Regions from separate parts of the Homo sapiens genome. Here regions 2, 3 and 4 are each linked to region 1. Evidence: chromatin contacts called from ENCODE Hi-C or POLR2A ChIA-PET data. All regions are on one chromosome and are shown on one strand. The core of a region is the stretch at or near the end of the contact, and the rest is flanking DNA. Distances in the headings are between cores, read along the strand shown. Region 1 holds the start of PARP16 (poly(ADP-ribose) polymerase family member 16). Region 2 has its middle 6.3 kb from the start of KBTBD13. Region 3 overlaps UBAP1L (ubiquitin associated protein 1 like). Region 4 holds the start of IGDCC4 (immunoglobulin superfamily DCC subclass member 4).

Region 1 (5,209 bases), core at 1,007-3,506:
TGCTGGGATTACAGGTGTGAGCCACGTGCCTGGTCCCCACTTTCAATAATGAATAGAATAAACAGAAGATCAACAAGGAAATCTAAGATTTGAAAACAATATAAATCAACTAGACCTAACAGACATCCATAGAACACTTGACCTAACAGCAGCAGAATATATACATTCACATGAAACATTCTCCAGGATAGGCCATATGCTAGGCAATAGACAAACCTCAATGAATTTAAAAGGACAGGAGTAAACAAAATGTGTTCTCTAAGCCAGGTGTGGTGGTGTGAGCCTGTAGTCTGAGGTACTCTGGAGGCTGAGCCGGGAGGATCATTTGAGGCCAGAAGTTCTAGGCTGCAATGTGCTATGATCATGCTTGTGAATAGCCACTGTGCTCTAGCCGAGGTAACAGTGAGGCCCAGTCTCTTAAACAAAAAACAAACATGTTGGTGATTGCTTAGGAGTGGGCGACATGGTAGGGTGGGTAGAGCATTGATAGACTAGGTGTAGAGAGTTCCTTTCTGAGGTGATAAAAATATTCTAAAATTGATTGTGACAGTTTCACATATCTGTGAATGTACTAAAAACTATTAAATTGTACACTTTAAATGGGTGAATTGTATGGTCTGTGGATTATATCAAATTTATATAAGCAGGGCTGAAACCCCTCCACAAGAAATGTGGTTCTGAGACCACCTTAGCAAATTCTGATAAAATCTAGAAGAATAAAGTAAACATAAGAACATTCAGTTTCACTATCAAGTAAATGCAAATTAAAACTATAATGAAATTCAACTTTGTGTCTATGGAATTGACAAGAATTAAAAAGAATTCTAATATTCTGCATGAGCTAAGTCATGAGAATGCTGGCCATCAGAGGCCCTTCCACACCACCCTGTGATGTGAATATTATCACTATGATTCTCATATCATATGTGACAAATATCTTCAGATAAGCAAATTTTATATATCCACCCAACAAACAATTCTTGAGGCCAAGGAGGTATCAGAGGGTGGCTTTTGTCTAAGGGCCTGCAATGAAGAAGAGGTGGAATGAGAGATGGTTCCCTGGTCTCCTGACCCACTCCAAGCTCTCCCTTCCTGGGGTCTGAGCTTCAGAAGCCACCTTAGAGTTCCTGGGTCCTATGAGAACCCCCATGGCTTTTGAAGCACTAGGGGCCTTGTGGTTCTAGGCCTCAGAGCAAACAGATTTGATGTGGGCTCCTGGGAGCAGCCCCCAACCTTTACCTGGCAAAAGAAGATGGGAAGCTCTGTGGTGTCTGGGGGACCAGTCTTCGCCCTACCTCCCGAAGTCATAGATGCAATCCAATGGCATGGGACCACCTCTCCTCTGAGTCCAGGGCCCAGCACAGCCTGGATGCAGAAGGAGAAGTTTCTTCCTCAGAAGATCCTGCAGGGTAGGAGTGTGTGCGGTGTGTTGGTTTAAGCACAATGGTCTGTGTTTAGATTTGCATGTGACCATGAGGTCACACTTTGGGGTTTTCTCTAATGAAGGTTCTGAGTAGGGAGAGGGGATGGGAGTCTAGTCCTTACCCTCCAGCAGAGTTAAGTCAATGCCCCTCTGCTCTCCCCCAAGCTCCCTGTCAGAGAGGTCTCCCAAGGAGGATCTTGGGGCATTTGAGGCCAGAGACTTAAGCAATTCAGAGAATTCTGGAGGCTGAAAAGCAGAGGAAAAGTCTTTTGGTTTTCCAAAGATCTCGGTGTGAATCCTAGATTTACCCATCTGGCTGTGGGATCTTGGGCAAGCATTGCAGCACTCTAAGCCTCAGTTTCCCTGGGTGTTAAATGGCTCCTTCTGTGCAGTTTTGGAGGGAAAAGATTCAAGAGAGACAATAGGTAGCATTAATACCCCAAGGAAGAGAGGTAGGCTCAGTCCGCAGAGCTGGGACAAAGACAAGTACAGGGGCGGGTCGAGAGGGTGCCCACATCAATTTCTACCAGGGCTGCTGCTGCTGTGAGGATGGCTGGCAGGGGCGTGGGCGACGTCGCCCGGCACACACTGGCGGCGGCAACTCTCGTAGCTGCGGGTGATCGGGGTCTGGGAGGGGCGGGCACAACCCGTACGGTGGAGCTGGCTGGGGCGCGAAGGGGCGGGCCCTCGGCTGGGCCGGGCGGAGCGCGGCGGCGGGAGGGGAGGTAGGCCGGGCAAGGCAAGCGGACGTGAGCTGCAGGCGGAAGACAGGTGGCGCCGCGGGCAGCTTGGCGAGAGGCGGGACTTCGGCGGCGCGGCGGGAGGCGGGGCAGGAAGGCGCGCGCGGCGCAGCAGCCTCGCCCGTCGCGGAGAGTGGGCTCTGCCCGCCGTCCCCCGGGGGCTGCTTCCCGCCCCAGGCCTCCGCGGAGGACACGTGTCAGCACGTTCCCGCGGTTGTCATTCCATTGTCATAGCCCTTCCCCTAGGCCGGGAACCCCTCCCCCCCACCAGCCCCAGTTCCTTTATCCCTGGGCCCAACCTCCCCGCCGACCCGCGGTCCAGGCCTCGGTCTCTCTCTTCGGCGGCGAGCCGCGGCCCAGACCCCGGCAGAGGACACTTGTCGGCACGTTCTCACCCCTGTCATCTCAGCCCCCTGCCTAGCTCCACCCCAGGCTTGGGAACCCGGCCCCTGACGGCCCATTGTCCGCGGGCCCAGCCCCCGCGCTGAACGCACGCTCGCCCTTGCCCCTAACCAGCGCGTCTACCCCGGCAACGCGCAGTGACCTGGGATGCAGCCCTCAGGCTGGGCGGCCGCCAGGGAGGCGGCGGGCCGCGACATGCTGGCCGCCGACCTCCGGTGCAGCCTCTTCGCCTCGGCCCTGCAGAGCTACAAGCGCGACTCGGTGCTGCGGCCCTTCCCCGCGTCCTACGCCCGCGGCGACTGTAAGGACTTTGAAGCCCTGGTGAGTGTGCTTTGTCCTGGCGCTGCCCACTGCGTCCTGGACCAAGTGCCCTGTGGAACCACAGGTAGAGGCAGTTCCATCCGCATTAGTAAACATGACAGCCGCCAGACTTTCCATTCCCAGCTTGGTCTTGCCTTGCCTTGGGGAAGGTTTCCATGAGCTAAGAACACTGCTAACACCCTCATGTCAACGCTCACTCCCAAGGCACTTGGTGGCTGCTTCTCTCCTGTCAATGACAAATGACTCCGAGGACTGAAGTGAGGAATAGTTGCATAGTCCTCCACAGATTTTCTAGCCTGGCCAGGAATAGGGTTGATGTGAATCAGCTGTTTTGCTTAGCTAGAAAGTTATCCATCCTTTTGCAAATAATTAGACACCAAAAAGTCACCAAAGCCGCCCAGACATTGGTCTTCAGATGAGGTGATCTATGGGCAGTACTTTTATAAACTGTAACATCCAGTACATATGTAAGCTGTTATTTCTCTGATTCACCAGGCACTTTTTTTGCAGAGTTCACCTCTGGGTCAGCATTCAAGATATCAGTTATCCTTATAATCCAAATGTTTGGAATTGCCTAGAAAAATATAACTTACCAAAATCGATTCAATAAAAAGCAGAAAATTGAAATCGCCAATAGCTGATATTCATTAAAGACACTGAACTCCATGTATCTTTGGGACCTGTCAAGTGTGGCAGTCTCCCTTCCTTGCCATGGAAGAGCATATTCTTGTTTACCAGCAAAGCTGTCACCATTTAATTGGTATCAGATTCTGACTTGCACAAGTAACATTCTTCACTGTTAAAAACTTGGAGGGGCCAGGCTCGGTGGCTCATGCTTGTAATCCCAGCACTTTGGGAGGCCAAGGCGGGCAGATTACCTGAGGTTGGGAGTTCAAGACCAACCTGACCAACATGGAGAAATCCCGTCTCTATTAAAAATACAAAAAGTTAGCCGGGCGTGGTGGCGCATGCCTGTAATCCCAGCTACTCTGGAAGCTGAGACAGGAGAATCGCTTGAACCCGGGAGGCGGACGTTGTGGTGAGCCGAGATTGCGCCATTGCAGTCCAGCCTGGGCAACAAGAATGAAACTCCATTAAAAAAAAAAAAAAAACCTGGAGGGTGCCAGGTTATTGGGCGAACTTTTCTAGACTATTGTAGAAAAAGAAGAAAAAGGCTGAGTGGCTCATGCCTGTAATCCCAAGGACTTTGGGAAGGCAAGGCAAGAGGATCGTTTGAGACCAGCCTAGGCAAAAAAGATTTCTTTAAATTAGCTGAGTGTGGTGATGCACGCCTGTAGTCCCAGCTACTTGGGAGGCTGAGGCGGGAGGATGGCTTGAGTCCAAGAGGTCGAGGCTGCAATGAGCTGTAATCACACCACTGCCCTCCAGCCTGGGCAACACAGCAAGTCTCTCTCTCAAAAAAAAAAAAAAAAAAAAAAAAGACGTTGGATTAGTAGTCAAGGATTTTCCCTCAAAGAAAACTCTGGACGTAGCTGGTGTCATTGGTGAGTTGTAGCAATCACTGAGGGAATAAGTAATTCCCAGTTTTACACAGAGTATTAAAAAAGAGGCTAGCATAACCTTGACCCTAAATCTGATAAGGGTGATACAAAAAAAGAAAATTATAGGCCGAGTGCGGTGGCTCACACCTGTAATCCCAGCACTTTGGGAGGCTGAGGCGGGTGGATCACGAGGTCAGGAGTTCAAGACCAGCCTGGACAATATGGTAAAACCCTGTCTCACCATTATGGTGGTGCATGCTGGTAATCCCAGCTACTCAGGAGGCTGAGGCAGGAGAATTGCTTGAACTGGGACCTGGGAGGCAGAGGTAGCAGTGAGCCGAGATCGCCCCACTGCACTCCAGCCTGGGCAACAGAGCAAGACTGTCTCAAAAAAAAAAAAAAAAAAAAAAAAAGAGGAAAGAAAATTATAGGCCAATGTCATGAGTATGAATGCAAAAATTATCTTCAAGGTATTAGGATCTTAAAGCTAGCAATGTATAAAAAAGGGTAATTCCTTATGACCAGGTTGGGTTCATCCCAGGAATGCAAAATTAGTTCAATATTAGGCAATCAGTTAATGGCACGAACCACATTGATAGATTAAAGGAGGTATTTAGAATCAACACGTGTTTAGCGTTATCTCTGATGAAATCATCAGTGTTTGGTTCCTCCTTTGCTATCATTCCTAGGAGGTTGAGGGACAAAGGCTGAGCCTCTTGGCCCAACCTGGTCCTGGTAGCCCACCTAATGATGTGTCGAGGGCATCTCAAGTGGTGACCACAGTGCACAGGCGTTTCAGGGTACCGGAAGTGGGAGGTTGG
Region 2 (5,209 bases), core at 1,732-4,231, 200 kb after region 1:
TCAAGTGCCTTGGGAGGCAAGGCCCTGGCTTCCGGTCACGGAGGCGCCACCTCTGCCTGTAAGACATTCCTCTGGTTCCCATAACTGTGTGATCAGGCAGAGGCACTGAGATGGGCATTTTCCAGTACACTGTGCCCCAGCCAAGCCACTTGGTAACACAGCCCAGAGAGCTGAGGGTCAGAGGGGACAGGGCACATGTCCAGCAGGGTCTTGACAGGAAAGAGATGGCACACTCAAATCAGGTCACTAGAGGAGGGTTGAGGAAAGAGGCTGTTCACAAAGGGTGGAGGGCCCCTAAGGGATAGCACCAGGCTAGTGAGCTTGGGGCTTCACCACTCCTGCGTCTGCGCAGGAGGGAAGGGGGCAGCCACCTCAGCCTGGAGACAGACGGCTGTAAGGAAAAGACCAGCTGACAGTGGCGGGGACTTGAGTCAGTGAAGGAAAAAGGTCAGTGCAAGATCACCCCACAGGGAGGGAGCCAGGAACTAAGTTCCCTGACTCCATACGCCTCCCCACTTCCCACCTTTTGCTGCTGCTCTGTACTGGGAGCCAGTCAAGGGAGTCCAGTGATATCACCCAGACAGGACCACCTCTCGGGGTGCGGAGCAGGAGAAAGGAGCTGATCTGGAGGGACAAGCTGATCTGCAGGGACAAGGAGCCGTCAGCCCAGGGCTGGATGAGGGGCTTGCTATCTGAATACAAAAAGCAGCTCTGTCGGTCACACTTACTGCCTCAAAAACTTACTGTGGTTCCCCACTTCCTACAGAATAAAGCCCAAGTTCTCCAGCCTGGCATTCAAGGCTCTTCACACTCAGACTCCAGCCTATTTCTCTGGCCCCACTACAGGCACTTCACATAATCTGCACAGAGACTCTATAACAGTCTCTCATCATCATCTCCATTTGCCCAACATCACACAGCTGGCAAGTGGAGCTGGAATATGGACCCAGGTCCCCTGGATGCCATCCTGCTGTGTCATGAGCGATAAGCACAGACTGCTGGAACACAGTCCATTCACCAAAACTGTGCCTTCCAAACAGTAAGGGTGTCAATAATGGGTGGAGGGGAAAGTGTGAAGAGGAACCAGGGCAAGGAACTTGGAAGGTGAGGATTGCGTATGCTGGTCTAGAAGCTCTTATTTCACTCTCAGGACAACCCTCCTGGAATTATCATCTCCGGTTAGAGTTGAGACACCTTCATTCATTTCAGCAACTTTAAGGAATTTACCCATGGTCAAACAGAAGTCCCTGTCAGAGCCAGCATTTGACTGCAAAATCAGCTGGCAGGCAGGCAGCACTGTCCCTCTGCAGAGTGGCACCTACAAAGTCCTCAGTCCCTCGTTTCCACCGCAACCCAGTGCTAGCTCCCTCTCTGAGCACCTGAAATTACCTTTGCTAATCAGGACTTTGCAGTTAGGCGTATTTTTGTAAGACTCCTGTTAGAATGAAAATATGTTACCTGGAAAGAGAAGCATGTTGGGCGAATGGTTTCTGACCTCCTATAGAGTTGGCAAAATTGTGTGTGTGTACGCATGAGTGTGTGATCTGAAGGGCCCAGGTGCCCAAATACCATTAGAGACTAACTCCTTTGTCTCCATCTGCTGAATCTGCGTGCTGAATGGGGTGTGTGTGTAGAGGAACTTTCCTAGAAAAAATAAGGATGGAAGCCTGGAATCAGGGAGGGCAGCCTGATGATGGGTCACCATGGGGAAGCTCTTTCATGAGTGCCCTGGAAGGCAGCACAGGAAATAACATGTTAGGATGGGAGGAGGATTCCAGAGAAGCAGGCTTTAGGTTGGGTGGTCCACTTGCATTGCTTTGTCTCCAGGAAAGTTGCTTTCCCCTAACCTGCGACCTGGCTTTCCTTCCCTGTGAAGAGAGGGGTGGAACTAGAGGCTTATACCCTGCTCCAAGACCCTGCAGCCCAACAAAAGGCCCATTTTCCCTTTGTTAGTTACTCGAATGCCAGAGAGAAGGGCTCCCTCTTTTCATGCTTCCCCAGTCCAGCTGGGGCAGAATCATGAGGGCTGCAGAGGACGCTGCTGGGACAAGACCTCCTCTAGGGGGGTCCTGTATCCCATGCCTATTACTGGCCTGCTGGGGCCAGCCTGTCTTCTGACAGCTGTGTCTCCCACCAGCACAGTTAATTTGCTGCCGTTCCTGGGATGTGACAGCAACTTGAAGCAAAGCAATTAGGATGAAAAAGAGGCCCCAGCTCCTTGAGGCCAAAGGAAAATAAACAGAGCAGCCCTGTGTGTATTCCGCCGCCAAGAGGAGCCATTCTTCAAGGGATGATTAGCATTTCTAATCCCAGCTTCCTCCCTTCCCTTGAAAGAAAAGTGACCGGTGAGCGGCTGCTCTTTTCAGATCCCACTCTTCCCAAGGTGGACTGCAAACTTGACAGCTCGTCACCTCCACAGAAAAGTCTTCCCTGGCCACCTGCCACAGCCCTGCCAGAAATGATACTCCTGTCCTCTGAAATCTGAGAGCCTTTCTCTGTACCTTTCCTATGGAGTTTCCTTGATTGACTGATCAATTCATTAATGCATTCTTTCAACAAACATCCGTTGAGTGCCATTCATTCATTCAACAAATATTTCTTAAGTCCCTACTAAATAAATCATCTCTTAAGCTGCCTACTACGTTCTAGTCATTTTTCTGGGTCCTGATGAGAGAGCAGTGAACAAAACAGAAAAAACCCTCTGCCTTCGTGGAGCTCAAATTTTAGTAGGAGAAAACCAACAGCAAACAAGTGAAAAGATAGCATGGAAGATGATGCTAAAAGCTATGCAGAAAAATAAAACAGGAAAAGGGAGGAGAACATGTAGAGAAGGGGGAGGTAGATTTTAAGTAGGGAGGTTAGGAGAGTCTGTAGGATCGAAGTGACATCTGAGCCAAGACCTGCAGGAAGTGGGGTGGGGCTGAGGCAGTGCGCAGGCAGAGGGACACCAGCCACACACCCTGAGCCCGGAGTGTGCCTGGTGCGTCTGAGGAGCAATGAGGCCAGAGAGGAGTGGGAGGAGATGAAGTCAGGGAGGAAACAGGGTGGGAGAGTCTGAAAGGACTTTGCCTTTCAGAGGGGGCGCACCAGGCTCTGACTGGCATTTTGTTGAACTAGGATGGCTCTGGCTGCCCTGTGAGCACACTGAAGGGAAGCCAGCAAGGAAGCAGGTCCTTGGTGGACAGGGGTGGGGCAGCTTCTCTGCCTCTGCCAGGCGGGCTATATAAACCACATAGGATGATTTCAGGGAGAGGAAGGCTTGGGGTGCAGGACATCTGGAGTCAGGGGCAAGGAGAACGTTTGTGGAAGACTGGAGAGAACTCCAGAGAGTTGGGCTGCAGGGCTGCCACCAGGTTCAGGAAAATGATCCCTGCAGCTTTAAGCTGTGTGAGTGTAGGCCTCTCAGAAAGGACGGACTTCTCAGAGTAAACCTCTGGGCTGGGACAGAGAGATTTCAAATCCAGCCCTCTGAGCTCAGTAACTCCTAAGTGTTTCTGTAATTTGCCCAGCTGCACCTGGTTTGTGCCCCCCACACCTTCATGCAATAGTCAAGCCGAGATGCCGGGGAATGAGAGGCTGAGAATCCCAAGTCCTGAGTTCAAGTCCCTGCTCTTCCACTTAACTGCCTGTGTGACTCTGGGTGAGCCAGCCATTCTGGCTTTCTGCTGGTTTCCTCACAGGCACCCCAGGCACAGTCACCATCCCTGCTGAGGGTGGTGGGCAGTGGTGACACATGCTGACTGTGGGTGGAACAAAGCCTTAACTGTGAGAACCCTTAGACAGAGAAGGTGGGCTGGGTTACAAAGCTTCCCCACACTTCCTGAGACGAGGGAAGTATCAGTGAACGTGCAAATATCCCCCAGGGCCTAAACCAGTCATTACCTGGGCTGAACGGGGCTACTGGTCTCCCAGGTCTATCCTAAGGGAAGAGAACTAGTTAACTTTCCTATGGAAGAGGGAAGAGAAAGGGCTGAGTCCAAGGGAACAAACGAACCCCCAAAAGAGGTGGGGATACATAGAGAAAGGCAAAACGGAGGGAGTGTTAAGGAGACCATTGGAAACACCCTGTCCATCTCAGGATGTCGGCCAAGCAGGCATGTAGCACAGAAGACAAGCCTGTGGCCCTGGGTTCACAGCCAGGTTCTGCCACTACCTAACGAGCCTCTTCTAATCACATGACCGTTGAGCTTTTTTCCCTCCATTAAGCTGCGGGAGTAGGGGTGTTGCCAAACTATCTGCCACTTAAAATTCTCAAAAGCTCAAGTAAGTCAACTGTGGGAAAGCTCTCTGTGAACACTGTGTTATTATTACGCACAAAAGGCATCTCAGAAAGGGCTGCCCTGGATGAAGGGAGGAACAACCAAATGCCAGGAGCCAGCAGGCTGGGGCTAAGCAGCCCCAAGTGCAGACAATGCTGTGGGATAAGAGAGACTAGGAGCTGATGGATTATCATGTGGCAAGTCTCAGGTGTTCAGCACTGGTCAGGAGGAAGGAGGAAAATGCTCTGTACTGTTATGAAAGTTATCTGTAACTTGGAAGTAAGGCAAAAGAAGGATTATTTCCTTTCAATGTCACTTTGGGACACTTTGAACAGAGAAGAGTTATTTAATTTTCAAGGGGAATGTACCTTTGCCTTACAATTTACTATAGATTAGAGCCCAGACTTTGTGAAGTTACATGCTAACTTGTAGGCATATGCACAAATATGTACATGCATGTATGTAAAGATGCAAAGGATTTTTGTTCAGTAGAGAACCAAAAAAATTATGCTTTTGTCCTGTAAGGCATATGCCAGTTTTGTCTCTAACTTAGCAAACTTATTTTAGTATGTCTCTTCCAACTAAATATACAAATCTGTCTCTCAAATGCTCTTTTCAATCAGCTTTGCCATTCTTTTTGGTTCTCTTACAGGTGAGTTAAATAAATCTTTGATGTGTGATATGAATTACACTTTGAGGCCAGGTACAGTGGCTCATGCCTGTAATCCCAGAACTTTCGGAAGCCAAGCAGGAGGATTGCTTGAGCCCAGGAGTTCAAGGCCAACCTGGGCAACACAGTGAGACTCCACCTCTACAAAAAAATTGTATAAAAATTGGCCGGGCGTGGTGGCTCACACCTGTAATCCCAGCACTTTGGGAGGCCGAGGTGGGCGGATCACCTGAGGTCAGGAGTTCAAGACCACCCTGACCCACATGGAGAAACCCCATCT
Region 3 (5,209 bases), core at 1,871-4,370, 190 kb after region 1:
CAGGATGGTCTTGATCTCATGACCTCGTGATCCACCCGCCTCAGCCTCCCAAAATGCTGGGATTACAGGCGTGAGCCACCGCACCTGGCCATTTTCAAAATTTTTTGTAGAGACAGTCTCACTATGTTGCCCAGGTGGACTTGAATTCCTGGGCTCAAGCAATCCTCCGGCCTCGGCCTCCCAGTGCTGGCATTACAGATGAGCCACTGTGCCCAGCCTAACACTATTTATTGACCAGAACTTTATCGTTCTCCTATTGCTTGAGATGCCACCCGTATTAGTTACTAAATCCCTATAATATATTAAGGCCTATTTCTGGATTTTCTATTATGTACCTTTAATCTGTCTGTGCCAGTACCATAGTTTTAATTATTGAACTTCTATATTTTAATAGATGGTAGGGCCAGTTCTCCTTATTTATGTTTTTGTCTCCAGAGTTTCTGGCTTTTCTTTTTCTTTTTCTTTTCTTTTCTTTTCTTCTCTTCTCTTCTCTTTCTCTCTCTCTCTCTGTCTCGCTCTCTCTCTCTTTTCTTTTCTTTTTTCCCTTCCCCTTCCCTTCCTTTCGACAGAGTCTCGCTTTGTCGCCCAGGCTGGAGTGTGCAGTGGTGCAATCTTGGCACATTGCAACCTCCACCTCCCAGGTTCAAGCGATTCTCCTGCCTCAGCCTCCCAAGTAGCTGGGATTACAGTCATGTGCCACCATGCCCAGTTAATTTTTATAGTTTTAGTAGAGGTGGGGTTTCGCCATGTTGGCCAGGCTGGTCTTGAACTGACCTCAGGTGATCCACCTGCCTCAGCCTCCCAAAGTGCTGGGATCGCAGGCATGAGCCACCGAGCCCAGCCCTTATTTGTTTTTATATGAAGTTTAGAATCATCTTGCATAGTTCCAAAATCAAGTGTTGGCATTTTATTGGGTCTTGGTATTTTTTTAATCCCTCTGAGTGCTGCTGGCTATTTCTTAGCTTCTTTCTCTCCAAGTATGCCTCATTAGTTCTGAAGTCTTTTTGCCTTCTCTGTCCTTCACAACCCATCTATTTTGCTCCAATCTCTTTCTCTAACCATTTATTCTGCACATACTTACAAATGTCCACTCTGGGCCAGGCCTGCCCTGGGCCCTGAAGATACAGAGAGGAACTCAGGGAGTCACACTGGAGCAGCTAACTTATGCTCCTCTCCCCAAGGTAGGGTCATGGGTGAGAGGGAGCTGTGCCTGTGATCTAAGTGTCTGAGTGTCTGTGCCTGTCTTTCTGCCTCACTCCCCAACCCCTAGCCTCTTTCTTCCTTAACTGGCCATGGTAGAACAAATTGCCTTTAAAACTTTTACATATTTTTGATGGAGTCTTATGTTTGCTGTTCTTAATTTTAAAGGTAGGGAACAGGAATATGTCATTTTTGCCTCATTTTATAAACTCTAGAGTTAGATTATTTATGTGGACTCCAGATTGCTTTTTTAGGTGGTCTGATACGAAGTGGAGAAAGCACTACAATCAGGTCCACCGACAGGAAAACCAGCTCAGCCACTCACTGCCAATCTAACTTCTAGCAAACTCAATGTTCTGAGCTCCATTTTCATAATATGGAAATAGGAATGACACTAGACCATACTAAGTAGAGTTCCACAAAGATTAGTGGTTATGACATTTCCAGGACCCCAAAGTAACCTTGGTGGCAGCAAAGGGGCTGGGGACAGGAATCACTCCATAGGGAGGTTTGTCTGCCTGGGCGGGCCTCCAAGGCAGACTACTCATTGGCAAACTGCTGGGCTCAGGTGAAAGCTTCTTTGCTAAGAATAAGCTTTATTGGAGAAAATTTTTAAGTAGTTTTTGCTCAACTACATACTGAATGGCAAAGGGATTTAGATGTTGGGTTTCATTACATTTCATTCGACTGACGAATTCATCACTTTGTCATTTATGCCAGTTTGCCATTAAACTGTTATTGGTATCCATCGACCACAGTGTTAGCTAAAACCCAGGGTAGAGTGGGCTGTGATGGAAGCCCGGGGCTCAGAATCTGACGCTGTCCAGGCTTAGAGAGTCTCTGGCTGAACAGGGTCCCCCAGGCCAGGGGTTAGTGTTGTGCCCCCGGGGTCCTGGTTTGCCCTGGGCTTTACGTCGCCTTCTTTCCGCAGCACGACTTCAGCCTGGAGAGGACGGCACTCTTCTGGGTGGAGGCCGCCGGCCAGGGACCCAGCCCGTACCAGTGCGGTGACCCGGGGACAGCGTCAGCCCCTCCAGCCTGGCTCTTGCTAGTCAGCCCCGAACATGGGCTGGCGCCTGCGCCCACCACAATCAGAGACCCGGAGGCCGGACACCAGGAGAGGCCGGAGGAGGAGGGTGAGGACGAGGCAGAAGCCTCCTCTGGCAGCGAGGAAGAGCCGGCCCCCAGCAGCCTCCAACCGGGCTCCCCGGCGAGCCCCGGCCCCGGCCGTCGCCTGTGCTCGCTGGACGTGCTACGCGGCGTGCGGTTGGAGCTGGCAGGGGCGCGGCGGCGGCTCTCCGAGGGGAAGCTGGTCTCCCGGCCCCGCGCCCTCCTGCATGGCCTCCGCGGCCACCGCGCGCTGAGCCTGTGCCCGAGCCCTGCGCAGTCCCCCAGGTCTGCATCACCCCCGGGGCCCGCGCCCCAGCACCCCGCCGCCCCCGCGTCGCCCCCGCGGCCCTCCACGGCAGGCGCCATCCCCCCGCTGCGGAGCCACAAGCCTACGGTCGCGGTAAGGATTCTGCCCGCCCCTCCAAGGCCGCCAATCAGCAGCCCAGGCCCCATAATCTGGGTGTCCAGCCCAGCCCGCAGCCTCGGTCCCCTACTCCACGCGCTCCTGCATCCTCCCTTGACCTGCTCCCACCTGGGCCTGTACCGTGTTGTCCTCCTGCGGCCCTTTGACTAGAGTAGAGTAGTCCCTGCTCAGAAGCCCCCATTCCCCGCGTTTCCCACTGTGCCTGCCTTGCTTTTTTTTAGGGAGCAGGTCACAGTGGTTTTAATTATCCAGGACCTGTCTCTTCTAAACGAGGTTGAGCTCTTTTAGGGCAGGGACTGGATCGCACTGATTTTTGTTTCCAGAGCACCCAGCTGCCGACTTGACCCATAGGGGGCGCTCAGTGGATGTCTGTTGAATTGATGAACGCAACGCAAATCTAGGGCTTCCCACTGGCTGAGGTTTGCTATAAGCTAGGGGAGCTGGAGGCTCAATCAAGGAATATTCAATGCACAGTTACTTCCTGCCAGACACTGGGTTTGGGAGTGTCAAAACCACAGGACATGAAGAGTTGGCCAAGAGGGTTGTGGGACCAGGCCCTGAACTGTACAGCGGGATCAGGTGTTGAGGGAGCGTCAGGGCTGCAATAGGCTGAGAAGGCTTCAGGACGGAGGAAGTGAACCCTGAAGAGCAGGGAGAAGTGACCCTACAGTGAAACCACAGAAGCTTAAGCCTCAGGCTCCTCCCTTTGTCTCTTCCAAGGCCTTGTGCCCAATTTTGTATTCATAATTGTGTGTTCTTTTTCTGTGAGGTGCCTTCCAAATTATGTAAGTATCAGACTCCACAAAACATGGGGTGGGTCAGGATTGGCAGCAGAAGGTGGCAGCGGGGCACAGCTTTCTGCCCCCCAGCAGCCCCACAGTCAGGCCAGGAGATGCTGCAGAATAAGGCCAAGGTAGAATTCAATCTGCAAGACAGAGACCTGAGGTCTGGTTTCTTACATGCACCGGCTTGTGACCTTAGGCAAGTCACTGAACCACCCCTTCTCTACCTGCACTGTGAGCCAACAACCCTTCACACGGTTGTTTAGAGCATACATAGTAGAGAAGAGGCTCTGTAAGCGTGATGTGCCATGCCCACATCCAAGACCAGATGTTGATGCCAGGATGGCTCTTCCCTGGCCAAGATGAATTTAACTCTCATAACAACCCTGTGGGGGTGGGACAGTATTCTGTAGATGATGGAAATGAGGCACAGAGTGGCAAAGAATCTTTTTCAAGGACACAAGAGTAGACTCAGCTCCTAAACTTTGATGTTCTCCACCCTGGAGGTAATAAAGGGTAGACCCTAGGGTGAGGTCGTGGCAGGGAGAGCCCTGAGAAGATGCGTATGGGTGGGGATTCATGTGTGTTACATATACACTCCACCCCAAGAGCCAGGCGGCAGCTGTGTTTTCCTTGGGAGGAGGGGACAGGATGAAACGTTCAGGGCTGGCAGAGAGGTACTTCCTCATGGGAGAAGGTTCGGGGCGATGCCGGCCAAACCAATGGAAATGCCTTCAAGTCACCCTCCTTAATCCAGGGTGTGTTTCAACTGGTGTGCCCAGTTCCTCCCCTGCTCCATGCCCTGCCAAACCCCAGCCCAACCAAATTCAAGAAGGAGGGCCTGGTTGGGAAGACCTACCCCTGCTCATCTGTCACCAAGGTGTGGGGCATAAAACCTAAGTAGGGTTGAGGTACCAAGCGTGTGTTGCTTAATCAGGTCATTAACGTTTCTGAACCTTGATTTCAATGTCTGTAAAATGGGATAGTAGAATGGACCTCATATTTCTTTCACTAGTCACTTTCCTGACATTGTTTTTTGTTTTGTTTTTTTTTTTGAGACAGAGTTTGGCTGTTATTGCCCAGGCTGGAGTGCAATGGTGCGATCTCTGCTCACTGCAACCTCTGCCTCCCGGGTTCAAGCGATTCTCCTGCCTCAGCCTCCCAAATAGCTGGGATTACAGGCATGTGCCACCACGTCCGGCTAATTTTGTATTTTTTAATAGAGGCAGGGTTTCACCACGTTGGTTGGGCTGGTCTCGAACTCCTTACCTCAGGTGATCCACCTGCCTTGGCCTCCCAAAGTGTTGGGATTACAGCCATGAGCCACCGCGCCCAGTCCCTCACATTGTCTTATTTAAGTCTCCTGATAGTCCCGTGAAGTAGCTTAGGGATTGCCCTCATTTTTCATATGAGTATACTGAGTAAGCATTAGAGAGCTGGGGTCTGCAGGACTCTAAGCCCTCCATAATATTAGCCCCTACACTCTGTACAGAAGGTGGTACATAAAGGCATTTTTAAAAATGTCCAGCCCAACTGAGTGTCACTTCCTGTAGTAACTGACATGTCCAGTCTGTCTGTATTTCAGTCCCTCAGCCCGTACACCTGTCTGCCACCTCTTGGGGGGGCACCCCAACCTCTCAACCCCCACAAGTCACACCCTGATACTGCGGCTGACCTGCTGTCCGCCCTGAGC
Region 4 (5,209 bases), core at 1,778-4,277, 140 kb before region 1:
AATCCCTCCTCCTTTTGTTCCATCCTCCCTGCCACCCCATGCCACTTAGGACACTACTATCCTTGTGGGCAGGGACTTGTATTTTTTATCCAGGTCCCCTGGCACCTACACAGTGTGAGATACTGATTTAGGTGCTTAGCATTCAGCAGTGAACCTAGCAAACAAAAATCCCTGTCCTCATGAAGCACACATTGTGATTGTGAGGGGTGGGGGAACAGATCGAAAATAAGTAAAATGTAGAGCATATTAGTAAGTTACAAGTGTTGGCCGGGCGCAGTGGCTCATGCCTGTAATCCCAGCACTTTGGAAGGCCGAGGCAGGTGGATCACCTGAGGTCAGGAGTTCAAGACTAGCTTGGCCAACATGGTGAAACCCCGTCTCTACTAAAAATACAAAAAATTAGTCGGGCATGGTGGCAGGCACCTGTAGTCACAGCTACTCGGGAGGCTGAGGCAGGAGAATCTCTTGAAACCAGGAGGCGGAGGTTGCACTGCGCTGAGATCGTGTCACTGCACTCCAGCCTGGGCGACAGAGCAAGACTCTATCTCAAAAAAAAAAAGAAAGAAAAAAAGAAAGTGACAAGTGTTGGCCAGGCGTGCTGGCTCACGCCTGTAATCCCAACACTTTGGGATCCAAGGCAGGTGGATCACTTGAGGTCAGGAGTTCGAGACCAGCCTGACCAAATGATGAAACCCCGTCTCTATTAAAAGTACAAAAAGTTAGCTGGGCATGTAGTCCTAGCTACTTGAGAGGCTGAGACCCAAGAATCACTTGAACCCAGGAGGCGGAGGTTGCAGTGAGCCACTGCCCTCCAGCCTGGGGGACAGAGTAAGACTCTGTCTCAAAAAAAAAAAAAAAAGAAGAGAAAAAGAAAGAAAATAAAATAAAAAAGAAAGTGACAGTTAAAGACAAGAATAGACAGCAGGGAAGGAGGATAGGAAGAGTAGGGGGTGAGGCTGTGAGAAAGCCTTTATGGTATCCAGTATGAGGGAACAGATCTCTAGACTTGCACTGGCCGGACAAAGGTCTTGAGGCTGGAGGGGAGGAGGCTGCCCGCGATCAAGTTACAGCAAGGAGGATGGTGTGGCTGGAGAGGTGGTGAGCACAGGGGGTGGTGTCGAAGGGGAGGTCAGAGAGGTAGAGCAAGCCTACAGATCAGATAGGCCTTGTGGGTCACAATAAGGACTTTGGCTTTTGCTCTGACATAGGAGCCGCTGGTGGGTTTCTAGCAGAGAAGTGGCATGATCTCATTTTAACAGGAGCACTCTGGCTGCTGTATTGAGAAAACACTCAAGGAGGACAAGGACAGAAAAAGATCAGTGAGGAGTTTGCTGTGACAATCCAGGTGAGAGGCGACGGGTCTTGGACCAAGGCCACAGTGAGAAAGTGGAGGGTGAAGCATCTGAACATGAAGAGTAGGAGATGACTCTACATTTTTTTTTAATAGAAATGGGGGTCTCGCTATGCTGGCCAGGTTGGTCTTGAACTCCTGGCCTCAAGCGATCCTCCCACCTCGGCCTCCCAAAGTGCTGGGATTACAGGCGTAAGCCACCAAGCCTGGCCTCTACATTTTTGACCTGGGCAACAGGAAAGGAACTGAGATGAGGAAGACTGTGGGAGGAGAAAGATTGATAGAAAAGATCAGGATGAGTTTGTCTACTAGACAGCTAAAGGAACTGGGGCCTGGATGGCTGGATACAGAAGTCCAGGGTTCAGGAAAGATGGTCTAGGCTGAAAGTATACATTTGGGCATCATTAGCATAAAGATGCTCTTTAAAGCCTTGAGGACCAGATGAGATCACTAAGGGAAGCAAGTGTTTCAAGGAAGAGGGAGTGATTCACTAAGTCAAATGCTGCTGATAGGGCAAGTGAAGATGGGGCGTGGCAATGAATGAATAAACGCCAGGCCTGTTAGATATGCAAAGCGCCAGTGATTATTGAGGGTTAACTGACAACAGACAGGTGTAGAGACAAGATGGCTCTAAGTCACAGGAACACTTAGAGACACAGGGAAGGGAAGAACTATGGCATCTTGGAGTTGGAAAGGACCTTAACTAGGTCATTGAATCTGTACTCTTTTCCCCACCCTAGCCTGACAATTGAACCCTTGGCTGTAGAACAAGAAATATTTGCGGGATACTGAGGCAAACAGTCTGGCTAGGTAGGTTAGAGAAAGTACCGTTGAAGAATGAGAAAAAGGGTACTTCAGTAAATGCTGGACAGCAGAGGCAGGGTGAGGGAGTGGAGATGACCTTCCGAAGTCAGAAAACCAAGGTTCAGGTCCTGTATCTGCTGCTCCCTAGCCTCCTGTCCTTGGGCAAGTCACTTCACCTTCTCCAGCCTCAGTTTCCCCATGCGGCGACATCTGAATATGGTAGTGCTTGAAGGTAGTGTAAAAGTGTCCTGCCTGTGTTAGTTACTGCCAGAGCAAGGGAAGGAGGCCAAGAGAAGCCCTTGGTTTGGGATGGCAGATAGGACTATCAAGATCTCCGCAGGTGGGCTGGCGCAACGTGTGGAGAAGCGAACCAGCATTCAGGCCAGGACCTGGGCTGGAATGGACTGGGCTCGGGTGGCAAGGGGGCCATCTGGACAAAGACCGTGGCCCTGAATCTGCCTCCCCTGAGCCTGGAACGGAGGTGGAGACCCCGAGGCAGCAACAGGGAGAAGAAATAGAGACGCTGAGGCAGAGAGACCAGAAGACTCAGAGACGGGGAGACTAAGAGACAGACCCAGCAACAGGCGGCCTCACGGGGGCCCGCGGCGACCCGGAGAGGGCGAGGCACCGGGACACAGACCCGGGCCGAGAGGAGCCCCCGCGAGGCGCAGGGCCGTGGCGCGCGGGCGCAGGGTCCCCGGCGGGGCCAGGGTGGCCACACTCGCCGGGCGCCCCCTCCCGGGCCGCTCGCCCAAGATGGCGATGGAGGGGCGGGTGAGGCGGCAGCGGCCCTGGCCCCCGCGCCGGCCCCAGCTCGGGCCCGGGCCCCCGAGGCCGCGCCCCCGCCCGCGGCGCCGCGCCTCCCCGGGCCACTGACGCCCGGCGCGCTCTCCCCCCGCGGCGGCGGCCGAAGCACGGGGAGGCGGCGGCGGCGGCGGCGGCCCGAGCCCAGCCCCATGGCGCGGGGGGACGCCGGCCGCGGCCGCGGGCTCCTCGCGTTGACCTTCTGCCTGTTGGCCGCGCGCGGTAAGGGCGGGCGCCCGGAGAGGCAGGAGCGACTGCGGAGTGCTGGTGCGCCCGCGCCCTGGTCTGCATCGGGCTGCGGGGCTGGCTCAAGCCGGAGTCCCGAGCAAGTGCGGGGGCTGCGCGTCCAGGTGCCCGCGATGCCTGCGCGGGGGTCTGCGAGCTGCGGCCGGGGGGCGTTTGTGGGGCGTGCTTGTCCGCAGTGGGTGTGTGCCTTTGGTTCGCAGAGTCTGGAGTCGTGTGTGTGTGTGTGTGTGTGTGTGTGTGTGTGTGTGTTGGGAGTGCTCCTGTCGTGTCCGCAGTGCGTGCCATGGTCGCGGCGTGGCATCGGCGGGGCGGGTAGCTGCGGTGTCGGTGGCTTTCGCGGGGCGGGCTCTGCCTTGCCTGCGCGTGTCTTGGGTTGAGAGTGTGTGTAAAAGAGGAGGGAACTGGGGTTGTGTCTGCACCTCCATTTGGGTCGGGTGCGTGTGCAATTGTGTTTATGGGGCTGAGCTAATATTTGGCCTTGGCATTTGGGAAGTGTCCTTGCCCATAGTGGGGGACAGAGCGATGGATCCCGTTTGACTGGGGGTGGTGGTGATAAAACAACACTCAACTTTGCCCAGTGGGTGTGGTCCCTGGGGCCGGTTAGAGAGGGGTAGAGGGAGGTGTTGCTCCCCAAAACCTGTGGCCAGCAGTGGACTGGGGGAGGGGGCAGGAAACCATTTGCTTTCGTGGACATGTCCAGCGCTTGTTCTCACGATGGGACGCGTGTCACCCCGGCCCCACCCCCCAGGGACCGACCAGGGAAGCGTGGACGAGGTCAGCAGGGCCTCATCCAGTCCGCAGCCCAGTGCGGAGTGGGTACGGGGTAAGTCAGAGTTGTCCAAGCTGGAGAAAGGGCTGGGGAGGGGATAGCGAAGTCCCCAAGGGTGTGTGTCTAGGGCTGCGGCTTCCACCCACAGCTCTGTCGCTTCCTGTCCGGTGTGCGTTTGGGGGCGGCTCATGGGGAGTGTAGGTGGCAGGGCTGGGAGGGGGATGGGCTGGCCGCTTTGTTCGCCTAGTTCTTGCCTTCCCCGCGGAGGGGGGAGCTGAGGATGTGTCCGGGGAGAGTCGGGGAGGGACTTGGAGGTGGGGGTGGGGAGGGGGATTTCTCTCCAGCTGCTGCGGCTTTCCAGAGAGACTCAGCCAGGCCACGTGGGAGGGAGGCGGGGGGAAGGAGCCTCCGCCTGGCCAGCCCCAGGCCCATCTCCAGGAAAACCAAACAGCGGGTGGGAAAGTGCCGGGAACTCCTCGGACCCCTTCTGTCCCTACAAAGACACGCCCCTTTCCAGCCCCAACAGCGGATTAAGCTGGAGGCCGCCGCGAGGCTGGGTCTCGGCTGCTGGGCCAGAGGAGCTGGAGGCCCTGGCTTGTCAGGTGAAAGGGGCGGGGAAGTGTCAGAGAGAGGTCTGTCTTCCCAGAGCTCAGGGGATTAAGGAATAGTTCCCCTGCCCCACCTTCCGCTATTCCTAGGGCTCCTGGAACGAGCTCAGGGTCACCCAGCTAAACGGCATCAGGGCTGGGAACCGCACCGGCGCATTATTCAATACCTTTAGGACCTGCCGCGAGGGACCCAGCTTCCCTGGCCTCTCCCTGCTCCCGAACGCACAAAGCAGGCGAGGGACCGAGTTGCGGCGTCTCTTGGTTGCAGTGTGAGTGGCTACAACAGCTTGCCCTGGTCCTCCAAATCTCAGCAGGCCGGGGGACACTCCAGTCGAGTCATGACTAGCCACCCTGATCTGTACTGAGGTCATTCATTCGTTCAACAAATATTTATGGAGCACCTTTTATAGGCTAGCTTGTGCCTAGTGCCTAGAATATAGTAAATAAGGAGGCAGACCTGATCCCTGGTGCAAAGCTTTCAGTCTGGTGGAGGGGGAAACTGACAAGTCCCCTGAAGTGCTGGGGAAGACGCAGGAAGGAGGGGCTCCTACACCGATCTGGGAAGGTCAGCAAAAGCTTCCTGAAGAAAGTGATGAGTAGTAGAGCTCGACATGGAGTTAGCCCTGT

What was found. A loop is a pair of places that touch in the nucleus more often than their neighbours do. ChIA-PET counts read pairs that join two places held with the same protein, here RNA polymerase II (POLR2A). Pooled maps may share reads with other maps.
Region 2: POLR2A ChIA-PET joins it to region 1 with 11 read pairs in activated CD8-positive, alpha-beta memory T cell. The contact joins the enhancer-like site here to the promoter of PARP16 in region 1. A Hi-C loop is called at or near these places in 1 of 168 maps with a recorded cell type or tissue (CD8-positive, alpha-beta T cell) and 5 of 50 pooled maps. POLR2A ChIA-PET finds 5 or more read pairs at or near these places in 6 of 52 experiments (Caco-2, WTC11, activated CD8-positive, alpha-beta memory T cell and 2 more).
Region 3: a loop to region 1 is called in a pooled map, with 2.6 times the contacts of the local background. The contact joins the enhancer-like site here to the promoter of PARP16 in region 1. A Hi-C loop is called at or near these places in 4 of 50 pooled maps. POLR2A ChIA-PET finds 5 or more read pairs at or near these places in 6 of 52 experiments (A673, B cell, K562 and 3 more).
Region 4: a pooled map shows a loop between it and region 1 (2.1-fold over the local background). The contact joins the promoter of IGDCC4 here to the promoter of PARP16 in region 1. A Hi-C loop is called at or near these places in 1 of 50 pooled maps. POLR2A ChIA-PET finds 5 or more read pairs at or near these places in 6 of 52 experiments (GM12878, H1, HEK293 and 3 more).

The regions. Positions count from the first base shown.
Region 1 is chr15:65,283,930-65,289,138 of GRCh38, reverse strand. PARP16 (poly(ADP-ribose) polymerase family member 16) reads left to right here and starts at 2,256. Exons shown (of 6, transcript NM_001316943.2): 1 at 2,256-2,886. The coding sequence starts at 2,713. It overlaps SNORA24B (small nucleolar RNA, H/ACA box 24B), which reads left to right and starts at 3,548; the gene lies at 3,548-3,678. RefSeq lists an enhancer at 1,812-1,861 and a silencer at 2,012-2,571.
Region 2 is chr15:65,080,468-65,085,676 of GRCh38, reverse strand. No RefSeq gene overlaps it. Among named protein-coding and RNA genes, the nearest start is that of KBTBD13, 6.3 kb to the right of the region's middle. RefSeq lists an enhancer at 335-860. Within about 2 kb of position 2,981, at least 8 of the 41 ENCODE cell types and tissues checked have a DNase peak (open chromatin) inside an H3K27ac peak, as active enhancers do.
Region 3 is chr15:65,099,607-65,104,815 of GRCh38, reverse strand. It overlaps UBAP1L (ubiquitin associated protein 1 like), which reads left to right. Exons shown (of 6, transcript NM_001163692.2): 3 at 2,132-2,710; 4 at 5,102-5,209. Among named protein-coding and RNA genes, the nearest start is that of UBAP1L, 13 kb to the left of the region's middle. Within about 2 kb of position 3,120, at least 3 of the 41 ENCODE cell types and tissues checked have a DNase peak (open chromatin) inside an H3K27ac peak, as active enhancers do.
Region 4 is chr15:65,420,765-65,425,973 of GRCh38, reverse strand. IGDCC4 (immunoglobulin superfamily DCC subclass member 4) reads left to right here and starts at 3,027. Exons shown (of 20, transcript NM_020962.3): 1 at 3,027-3,181. The coding sequence starts at 3,112. RefSeq lists enhancers at 2,215-2,749, 3,725-3,994, 4,015-4,124.